Linked DNA regions of Homo sapiens: region 1 is linked to region 2. Evidence: chromatin loops called from intact Hi-C (ENCODE). Cell type or tissue: mucosa of descending colon. All regions are shown on one strand. Links, peaks and the distances in the headings refer to the core of each region. The heading gives the core; the rest is flanking DNA.

What was found. A loop is a pair of places that touch in the nucleus more often than their neighbours do. Peaks named below come from ENCODE experiments on the same cell type or tissue, not always from the same donor. Only the 100,000 strongest peaks of a DNase experiment are listed, where the experiment ranks them.
Region 1: a loop joins it to region 2, with 3.0 times the contacts of the local background. A loop is called at or near these places in 4 of 110 quality-filtered maps.

What each region holds. Positions count from the first base shown.
Region 1 is chr18:9,921,857-9,927,241 of GRCh38, forward strand. The region is part of intron 1 of VAPA (VAMP associated protein A); the gene reads left to right. It also overlaps the pseudogene RNA5SP450. Among named protein-coding and RNA genes, the nearest start is that of VAPA, 11 kb to the left of the region's middle. RefSeq lists a silencer at 4,656-4,950. In mucosa of descending colon, for the core only: no CTCF peak of the experiment used is centred there; no DNase peak of the experiment used is centred there.
Region 2 is chr18:9,763,827-9,769,211 of GRCh38, forward strand. All of the region lies in intron 1 of RAB31 (RAB31, member RAS oncogene family), which reads left to right. Among named protein-coding and RNA genes, the nearest start is that of RAB31, 58 kb to the left of the region's middle. In mucosa of descending colon, for the core only: no CTCF peak of the experiment used is centred there; a DNase peak (open chromatin) is centred at 2,519.

The DNA.
Region 1 (5,385 bases), core at 132-5,131, 160 kb after region 2:
ACATGAGCACCTTATAATATGAACCTCAGTATGCGTTAATTTAGTAAATTAAATTTAAATATAAATTTAATAATTGACATTTTACTATAATCATACGTGTTTATTTATATATTTTTGTTTGCCTCCATGTTTGTATTTTTTTGCAGCGGTCTCACTCTGACACCAGACTGAAGTGCAGTGGTGCTGTTATAGCTCACTGCAGCCTTGAACTCCAGGGCCCAAGCGATCCTTCTGAGTAACTAGGACTACAGGTGCATGCCACTGTGCCCAGCTAATTATTATATGTTTTATTTTTTGTAGAGACAGTCTTGCTATTTTGCCCAGCCAGATCTTGAACTCCTGGCCTCAAGCGATCCTCCTGCCTCAGCCTCCCAAAGTGCTGGAATTACAGGCATGAGCTACCATACCTGGCCTGCCTCAGTATTTTTAAAACAAATCCTGAATGATAGCATAACATTTCATCCCTAGATACTTGAGTTTGCATTTATAACCAAAAAAGGACATTTTCTTTGCATAATCATGATACTGTTAACACGTAATAACATTAACAGTAATTCTTTGATATCCTCTAATATTTAGTCTATTACAAAGAACAAAATCACACTTAAGAGTTTATTAATGAGCAATCTCAATGGCATAGGAAATCAGGTATACCTGGTCTCACAGGAAGAGGCTGTTTATAATCTAGATTCAAGGCCAGCCAATATATATGCTGGTGACTGACCAGTCAAAATTTTGATGGCTCACCTTGAAACACAACTATAAATAGATGGTTATAGGTTTCAGACCTTCAAGGTCATATGGACTGGGAGACAAAACAGTGGCTAATTTGGACCAGTGGCAAGCAGAAGCAACTAATTGAGAGAAAAAAGGCAGAGAAACGTAGGCAGAGAGGTCTTTTGATCCCAGGAATTAGTTTCTCTTGAATACAGCCTCTTCCTGTGATGCCAGTTATACTTCATTTCCTGTGCCATTGAATTGCTTACATCTTTATGATGAACTCTTCAGTATGGGTTTTTTTAATAATAAAATATTCTTTGCTTAAATGAGATTGAATTTGATATTTTCTGAAGCCATATTTGTAACACATTATTCTTTAACATTTCACTTTATAAAAAATAAATTCTGTAATCTGTTATACATATTTCACTTTGTAATTGTTATTCTGTAACACATATTTCACTTTATAAAAAGTCTAAACTAGTGTCTTCAATGCTTATAAAAGAAACCTCCGTATCATTTTTGCTGACTTATGCATCATTAATATACCATAGCATGCTTAGCTGCTTTTCTCTGGTGTTTGGATGTTCTTTATAACTAGTTATCACTAATGTTTGATACTGTTCTGAAAATTCAGATTTAAAGGAGTGAGAAGTTTAGTTACGTATCTTTTAGCTTTTTAAGGAAATGATTAGATTGAATTACCGTTAAAAAGTAGGGATGTTAATTAAAAAAGAATTGTTGCTATGAGAGGACTTTTAAACTTTTAGCATTTTAAGGAAATGATTAGATTGAATTACCGTTAAAAAGTAGGGATGTTAATTAAAAAAGAATTGTTGCTATGAGAGGACTTTTAAACGTATGTTTATAGTATAACTTGACAAATTTCTCATGGGCCTATGTTTTGACAGCTCTTTTGTAGCTGTATGTTTCATGTATGTGTGTATATGTGTGAAGTGTATATGAATATGTATATAATTTTAATTCTTGAATAATATGACATGGAGTGACTGTCATACTTTAAAGACATAGGGTGCCTTTAAATCATACAGTGTTTCCTGTTTAGTTTTTCCTGTGAAAAAATTTTACTTTTTAAAGCCTGTAGGGCCAGAATCTCTTGGTCTTGTTTTCTGAGTACTGTTCCCACTGAGAAAAACCTCACTAACAACAGATCCCCAAAAAATCTGTGGTTCTGAATTTTTTCAGTTTTTTCTTCCAGGATTTTACAAGTAAGAGGATTTATAAGCAAATTAAGCTACTATGGGTACATGTTTAAAAGTCCCTTGTTATATAAAATCAGTGCTAAATTAGAAAATGGAAAAAGTATAGATATTATAAAGCTGTCTATGGCCATACCACCCTGAACGCGCCCCATCTCGTCTGATCTCGGAAGCTAGCAGGGTCTGGTTAGTACTTGGATGGGAGATATTATAAAGCCAATAAAAATTACTCAATCTCACAAAATAACCTCTGTTAACATTTTGATAAACTTTTTATAGCTATGCTGTGTATAATTATATATTTGTATTTTGTATGTTTTTAGTTAAGATTATTGTGATCATTTTTTCATGTTATATTTTCCCCTAGCAAAAACTTTAGATCTAAATAATAAAAAAAAAAGTTTGTTTCAGGTTCTCTGAAAATGTACCTTCTTTTCTATTTCTTTACATCCTACCTGTCTAGAATCCAAAAACTTAAACTTTAGATGTGGACCGCTCGTTTCTATTTTAATCAAGATGTTAAATTATTAGTAAGTAGCATGCACTAATTTCACGTTCATTCTTGAACACTAACATTGTTCTTTTACAAATAATTTACGTATGTGTACATCTTATTGTTCTTTGGAAGTTTAGAGTGGAGGGACATAAAATTGGTATGAAATGTTGCAAATCAAAGTGTTCCACTTCTGTGTTAAGACTATTGTTTATTTTCTCTGCCTTGTTTTCAAGATTATGTCACCAGGATTGTTTAGGTCAGACTGAGCAGTGTATGCATCAGAATACCTTAAAAAGCACTCCTAAAACGTTTAAGGTAGTTTTTTAAGATGAAATGTCAATAAAGCTGTGATGGGTTTAAGATTGAATTATCTCCCATCTTTACCACCGGGTAGAAGACGTTCTTTAAGGTGGTAAGTAAAGTTAATCACAATGTCACATGACATGAGAGAAGCCTTAGAGATCATTTTGCCTACAAATTCTAAAATGAAGCAGGTTAGACTGGGATAGAGAGGGGAAGTGATTTACCCAAGGTCCATCAGCTAGGTAATGGTTTTAGCTGTTAAGCCTCAGATTGAACATACTACATTATGCTTTTTTTTTTTTTAAAGTCATAGTATAACATCAGTAACAAAAATGAGCATCTCCCTTGCCCCAGAAGGCTGCCAAAAGAATGGAAAGAAGTGTTTTCATTTTTTATTTAGGTACGTGTTTATGTAAAGGTGATGGATGAGTATTTATACGACCAGAACAATACTACACTGTATGAAAATGGTGTAAAAGAAGTAAAAGACATGGTCCCTTCCGGTTGGTAACTTTTTCATACTGTAATTTTAGGCTCCCAGAATGGGAATACTGGTTTATAAAAAATGATTACATGACCATATTAAGTGGATTTTGGAGAGTTTTCATGATACATTCTGAAACTGTTGATTGTATAGTATGGATAAACTGATTGTATAATATGATTGTATAATATGTTTGTATAATTGTATAATATGATTGTATAATATGGACAGTGAGGCAATTTCAGTAATTAAAGCCCTTAGAGGCTTAAATAAAATAGTGCAGTCTTGCTTTTCCATTAATCTCAGGATCCATACTTTTATGATGTTAGTGAAATCTTATGAAGAGATATGTTTTAGTGCTTCAATGACTAAGTTTTTAAAAATAGAACTAAGACTCATTTTTTTTCCCAGAAAGTATTACTCTATTTGTACAAAAATATTTATACAAAAATATTTCTTCAGTACCTACTACACCAGGCATTGTGTTAGTTGCTGGGGATACAGCAGCTAACGAAACAAAGACCTATTCATGGAGCTTACATCAAGTCTGATATTTAAATGTGTTTGAAAAAAACATACAGTAAGGGTAAATTCAAGTGACATCATTTAAAAAATTTGTAATAAGAATGTTTTAGGGCTTTCTTGGATGTAAAAATGTAAAATATTTTTTGAGTGCTTGATACTTATTTCAGGAAGTGTTCAGTGTTGACCTGTGTGACCAAGAGAAATACAATATCAATTTAAAAATCTTTTTCATATATTGCTAATTTGACTGCACTTTCATGCTTTATTGTGGCAGAAGTCTACCTGGAATACTTATGAATTAGAAAATAAATACCGTTTGGTTATACGTACAAAATTTATGAGAGTTCAGGCCCTAGAGTCAGACCTGGTTTGACTTCCCACTTTCATTGCTTTGAGTTATATGACCTTGGACTACTGTTTACCTTCTAAGTTGAATCATTTGTAAACTTGGTATATTAAAATGTAATGAAAGTATCTACTTCATGGACTTGTGAGGGTTAAATAACATAGTTCATACAAAGTTATTGATACATGAGTGCCCAATAAACGCTAGCTGTTCCGTTAGTAGATATTCTGTGTACTATATAGTATTAATATATGTTTTGTATATATGATTACCTTAACATGATGCCACAGATACTCAGCAGCATAACCCTTGTGTAACTGGGAAACAGTTTAATCAGTGATACAACTTAATTAGCTAAAACCTGTTAGAAACATTGAAGGTAGTCATCACCTGCATTGCTGTGGCTACATTGTTTGTGTATTTGAGCAGAGCACCCAGCCTTCCTCATTAGTCTGCACTGCATAGCTAAGAATTTACAAAGACCTTGTCAAGAACTGTGAAGGGACTGAAAATTTAGCCTGCTGCAGTTTTGTAGATGTTGGTAGAAGACATGAGATTTCCTGAGTTAGACAGTGGACATCATTGTTCATGGCACTGCAAGTGGAATGGGCTTTATATTTGTGTTGTTTTCCTTGCCCTCCTCAAGTTCCATGGAGGTGACAGAGGTGTTCGGGTAGATGCTACTCACATAGTGAGTTTGCATCATAACTAGAAACCCTGAGCTTAGAGAACCGGAATCTTTCATAGTGGGCTGCACAGAAACCTACCTGACCTTTGTTCCAGTAGAAGACCTTATCTTGATTATATTGGTCAGTGAACAAACCTGCCCCTCTCCTCAGAAGGGAGGTGTTGTCTTCTAAGACAGTTCACTATTTAATACATTCTTGAAAAGATAGCCTGGGTAAAAACCCCCAGGACTACTTCTTGCAAGATGTGCAGAAATGCTAGAGGCCCATGGAGAATTGTCTCCTAAACACACCTCTGAGTAACTAGCCTAAATGGGGGTCACAGAGTTCATAAATTAATGTTCATGTGCATTGTCTGTTTATTCTTAAGTTACATTTTAGAAGTGTTTTCTGTTTTCTGAAATGCTCTGTGTGATATACTACTGCTTATCCCATATTAAAATTTTATTCTCTTAACAGAAAACAAATACTAAAGTTGATATGCATACTGAGATGTTCAGGAGTGACTATATTGGTGTCTTCAGCTTAGTTTGATGTGCATCAAAAATTAAGTGGATGTCTGGACAGGGCAGATAGATATGCTGCAAAGTAAATACAGCAAAATG
Region 2 (5,385 bases), core at 118-5,117:
TTGCTCCTGTGGAAGATTTACACTGATGGCAGTTTTATGAGAGTCCAAATCCACTAGGCCTTTTGTTCACCAAAGCTCTTACAGTCCTGGAGCTTCTGCTTCTACTAAAGGCCTGGAGTTGGGGTCACACTGGTTGAAATCTGATATGAAATTAGAGTAAGTTTTCCTATGGAAACAATGTTGTCAGTGAATGTGGGTGTCCACTGTAGAGTGCTGTAGCTCAGCAGCAAGCTTAGGAAATAATCATTCTTTATTTACAGCATCAGTTCAATGGAAAAACGCATATTTTAGTTTCACATGCGTAGCCAACAAATGCTCACTTGGAACTCAGCCATCAGCAATCCAGTTGATGGAGTGGGGATTGCCTGTACAATTAGTTCGGTCACTGTCACCCTAACCTCCTGCCTTTGATTCCTTTGTAAAGTTTAAGTCTCATTTGTAAGTGTCCTCACTGCAGGAATCAGGACATAATCTTTTTATCCCCTGTCCTTGCATACTGCTGACTGCACGTACGGTGAATCAGTGGATGAATTCGTGCATGCATTTGTGCGTGCCTCCTGGAGAGATGGTTTGGCTGGTGAACAGTGCACTGGATATGGGGAATGGGAAATCTGAGTCTTGACTCTGCCCTTACTAGTTACAGGCCCACTGGGAGAATCCATGTTTTCCTTATGCGGGAATTGAGGATGAAGCCATCTCTCCTCCCCTTGACAAAGGGCTGCTGTGAGGACCAAGTGAGATAAGTGTGTGAACATGGGTACACGGGCTCCCATTTGCACCATCGAATCATCTTGTTTTTGTGGCTTCCATGCCCTTCCTTTCCGCTTATTTTTTCGTATTCTCTGGTAGGATGTTTTACATCTCTCCTGGCCATTTTTTTGTATCTTAAATGTGGCACCTTATTCTCTGTATGTGGGCTTCTGATTCTTTCATGGAGGGAACTGTGGACATTTCCAAGCTATGCTCATTAATGTCCACGGGGCATTAATCTAAATGCTTGAGTTCACTTATGCCATGTATTAGTTTAAATTTACTTCTGTAAGGAATATTTTCCCTCATGAGGTAGATAGATAAAATGAAGTCTAGTGACTCAGACCCAGTGCAGAACCCACCTTTTTCTTTCTTTCTTTCTTTCTTTTTTTTTTGGAGACAGAGTCTCGCTCCATTACCCAGGCTGGAGTGCAATGCCGATCTTGGCTCACGGCAACCTACGCCTCCTGGGCTCAAGCAATTCTCTTGCCTCAGCCTCCCATGTAGCTGGAATTACAGGCTCTCGCCACCACGCCTGTCTGATTTTTGTATTTTTAGTAGAGACAGGGTTTTGCCATGTTGGCCAGGCTGGTCTTGAACTCCTGGCCTCAAATGATCTGACCCCCTTGGTCTCCCAAAGTGCTGGGAATTACAGGTGCGAGCCACCACACCCGGCTGCCCAGAGCTTTTTATTGATACTGTGTTTTCCACAAATAATTTTGTGTTATGGTTTTCTCACTACAGTAACAGGCCTGGAGTTGCATTTTCTTGCATTGCTAGCTCAGTTTTTCCTAGAACAGAGTGTGAAGACTGAGATTTACTCTGCTTGAGTGAGATCTGCTCTCTCTACCCCAAAAGGAATCTTATAGAATGGGTGGTAATAACAACAGCACAGGATGGACTTGAGTTTGATAATGTTTTCTGCTTTTATGGCACCTTATTTTTGGTAGTGGTTACTGTGTAAAAATCAGACCTTTTTCTCTTCAGTGCATAATTGTCCCTCTGGTGAAAAGTGCTTGAGGTACAGAGGAATTATTTCATACCACCAACATAGTATTTAGGGCCCAGAGCAAACAGGCCCAGTAAGTCTGTAATCTGATAAGCCCTGGAATGGGATCCAGGTGCAAAGTACTTCCGATCTCTTTGACACAAAGGGAGGCCTAGACACAGACTCAAGTGAGGAAGGAACTGGAGCTCTCCCGGGAGTTCACTGGTAGTTTGAGGAGTGATGTTCGTTGTTTTAACCTCCAGTCTTTGGTCCAGCCAACTGATAGAATACTTCACTTTGGGGACCCGAGACTCTTGTTGGGTATATAGGATTGGGGTTTTCTGTTGATTGCTTTGTAACAAACCTAGTGTAGGGGGCCGGGTGTAGGGGGTGGGGGAGAGTGGGTGGGAGGAGTATATTCTCTTCCCCTTAGGCAAAGCTTCAAAAAAGTGCTTTGTGGGTTAATATGGAATTTGTGCCATATTTCTGTGGGGTTTCTTTGAAATCGAAAAGGGAAGGTGCAGTGCTTCCTGGATTGAGCTTCCTGAGCCCGTTTGTCTTCTGCTCTGAGTTGACCCTGGTTTTGGGGCTGTAGAAAGGGGAGGAGTAGCCATCCAGTAACCCTGGCCTGGATTGCTAAGGCCAGGGCCCGGGAGCTGGGCTCTCACTCTTTCCAGACAGGGCTGAGGCACCCTCCTGCTCCAAGATGTGGAGGCGCCTTCCTGCGTGACCTCATCTCTGCATCTGCGAGCTCCATCTGCCCCCGGAGTGGGTGAGCCAGGCAAGCGTGGCACTGCCCTCATTACTATGCACTGCCTTCGCTTGCAGGCATCTCCACACAAGGACCTGCCTGGCAGGCGGGGTGGGCTGAGGCGGGCGGGTGGGGTGTGTATGCTGGTGTCCCAGGTGCCTGATGGGACCTTTACTTCTTTTGGTCACCTTTGGAGTCAGAACAGTCCAAACTGTTAACCATGCAGACTTCTGCCTGTTTCTCTCTTTATGTTATTTCTTTATGCCCACAAGGTCTGCTGCCCTGTACAGGCCTCCTGAATTCCCTAACTTAACTCCTTGTCAATGCTGAAGATGCTGAAGACGTTTTAGAAGCATGTGGCTGGGCGCATGGCTCACACCGGTAATCTCAGCACTTTGGGAGGCTGAGGTGGGGATCGCTTGAGGCCAGGAGTTTGAGACCAGCCTGGGCAATATAGTGAGACCTCATCTCTACCAAAATAAAAATAAAAAATTAGCCTAGCATGGTGGTGTGCACCTGTAGTCTTAGCTACTTGGGAGGGTGAGACAGGAGGATTTCTTGAGCCTGGAAGGAGTAGGTTGCAGTGAGCCGATGTTGTGCCACTGTAATCCAGCCTGGGTGACAGAGTGAGATCTTGTCTCAAAACAAACAAACAAAACCCCAAACCAAAACAAACAAAAAGAAGTATGTAAGCCTTAAAGTCTAAACATTCAACTAAATGGATGACTGAATACAAAAAATAAATGCAAAAATCCTTCTCATACAGATTATCTCTGATTCCAAGACCAGAAGGAGATGCTGGAATTATCAGTGATCCCCAATGGGATGTCATGCACAGAGTCAGTTTTGTAGTGTACATTATAGGCAAATCATATTCTCTCTCTTTCTGAACATTCTGAGAAGAATGCACTCAAGGTTTGAAAGACTATCATGTATGCCATAATTTTTGTGCTTAGTTTTTTTTCTTATTTAACTACATTCTGAGGAATGGAATCCCTGAGTTGATGGGTCTTGTTAGTGTTATTTCCTGTCCATAAGAATCATGTTGATTTATAATGTTATCAGCAATGTATATCCCTTACCAGTTTACTCAAACACCTCACCACCTGAAGATTTCTGAAAGTCTGCGGAGCAGTGCTTAGTGAGTTTGTAGTAAAGGAGTCAGTAGGAGTATGGTGGATGTCGTGAAGAGAGACCAGAGAGGACAGCCTTTTCTTCTCAGTGCCCACTTTGATCGAGTCACAATTATTCCCTGCAGGGCTGGGTCGAAAAGATTTTAAGGCCCTTTTCACGTTCAATAAGATAATGTGTCTTGAATTGATTACTGATGTCTGCCATGAGAGCAGGATTAAGTAGTCGCGATCTATTTGCCTGGGAGGTATCATTCTTTTTTAAAATTATTATTTTTATTATTATTATTACACTTTAAGTTCTGGGACACATGTGCAGAACGTGCAGATTTGTTACATAGGAATACACGTGCCATGGTGGTTTGCTGCACCCATCAATCCGTCATCTACATTAGGTATTTCTCCTAATGCTATCCCTCCCCTAGCCCCCTGCCCCCTGACAGGCCCCAGTGTGTGATGCTCCCCTCCATGTGTCCATGTGTTCTCATTGTTCAACTCCCATTTATGAGTGAGAACATACAGTGTTTGGTTTTCTGTTCCTGTGTTAGTTTGCTGAGAATGATGGTTTCCAGCTTCATCCGTGTCCCTGCAAAGGACATGAACTCATCCTTTTTTATGGCTTCATAGTATTCCATGATGTACATGTGCCACATTTTCTTTATCAAGTCTATCATTGATGGGCAAGTCTTTGCTATTGTGAACAGTGCTGCAATAAACATACGTGTGCATGTGTCTTTATAGTAGAATGATTTATAATCCTTTGTGTATATAACCAGTCATGGGATTGCTGGATCAAATGGTATTTCTGGCTCTAGATCCTTGAGGAATTGCCACACTGTCTTCCACAATGTTTGAACTTACACTCCCACCAACAGTGTAAAAGCATTCCTATTTCTCCACATCCTCTTCAGCATCTGTTGTTTCCTGACTTTTTAATGATCACCATTCTAACTGGTGTGAGATGGCATTTCATTGTGGTTTTGATTTGCATTTCTCTAATGACCAGTGACAATGAACTTTTTTCCATATGTTTTTTGGCCACAAAAATGTCTTTTTTTGAGAAGTGTCTGTTCATATCCTTTGCCCACTTTTTGATGGGGTTTTTTTTTCTTGTACGTTTGTTTAAGTTCTTTGTAGATTCTGGATATTAGCCCTTTGTCAGATGGATAGATTGCAAAATTTTTCTCCCATTCTGTAAGTTGCCTGTTCACTCTGATGATAGTTTCTTTTGCTGTGCAGAAGCTCTTTAGTTTAATTAGCTCTCATTTGTCAACTTTGGCTTTTGTTGCCATCGCTTTTGGTATTTTAGTCATGAAGTCTTTGCCCATGCCTATGTCCTGAATGGTATTGCCTAGGTTTCTTCTAGGGTTTTGGGGTTTTAGGTCTTAGGTTTAAATCTTTAATCCATCTTGAGTTAACTTTTGTATAAGGTGTAAGGAAGGGGTCCAGTTTCAGTTTTCTGGATATGGCTAGCCAGTTTTCCCAACACCATTTATTAAATAGGGAATCCTTTCCCCATTGCTTGTTTTTCAAAGGTTTTTCAAAGATCAGATGTTTGTAGATGTATGGCATTATTTCTGGGGCCTCTGTTCTGTTCCATTGGTCTATATATCTGTTTTCATACCAGTACCATGCTGTTTTGGTTACTGTAGACTTGTAGTATAGTTTGAAGTCAGGTAGCGTGATGCCTCCAGCTTTGTTCCTTTTGCTTAGGATTGTCTTGGCTATACGGGCTCTTTTTTTGTTCCATATGAAATTCAAAGTAA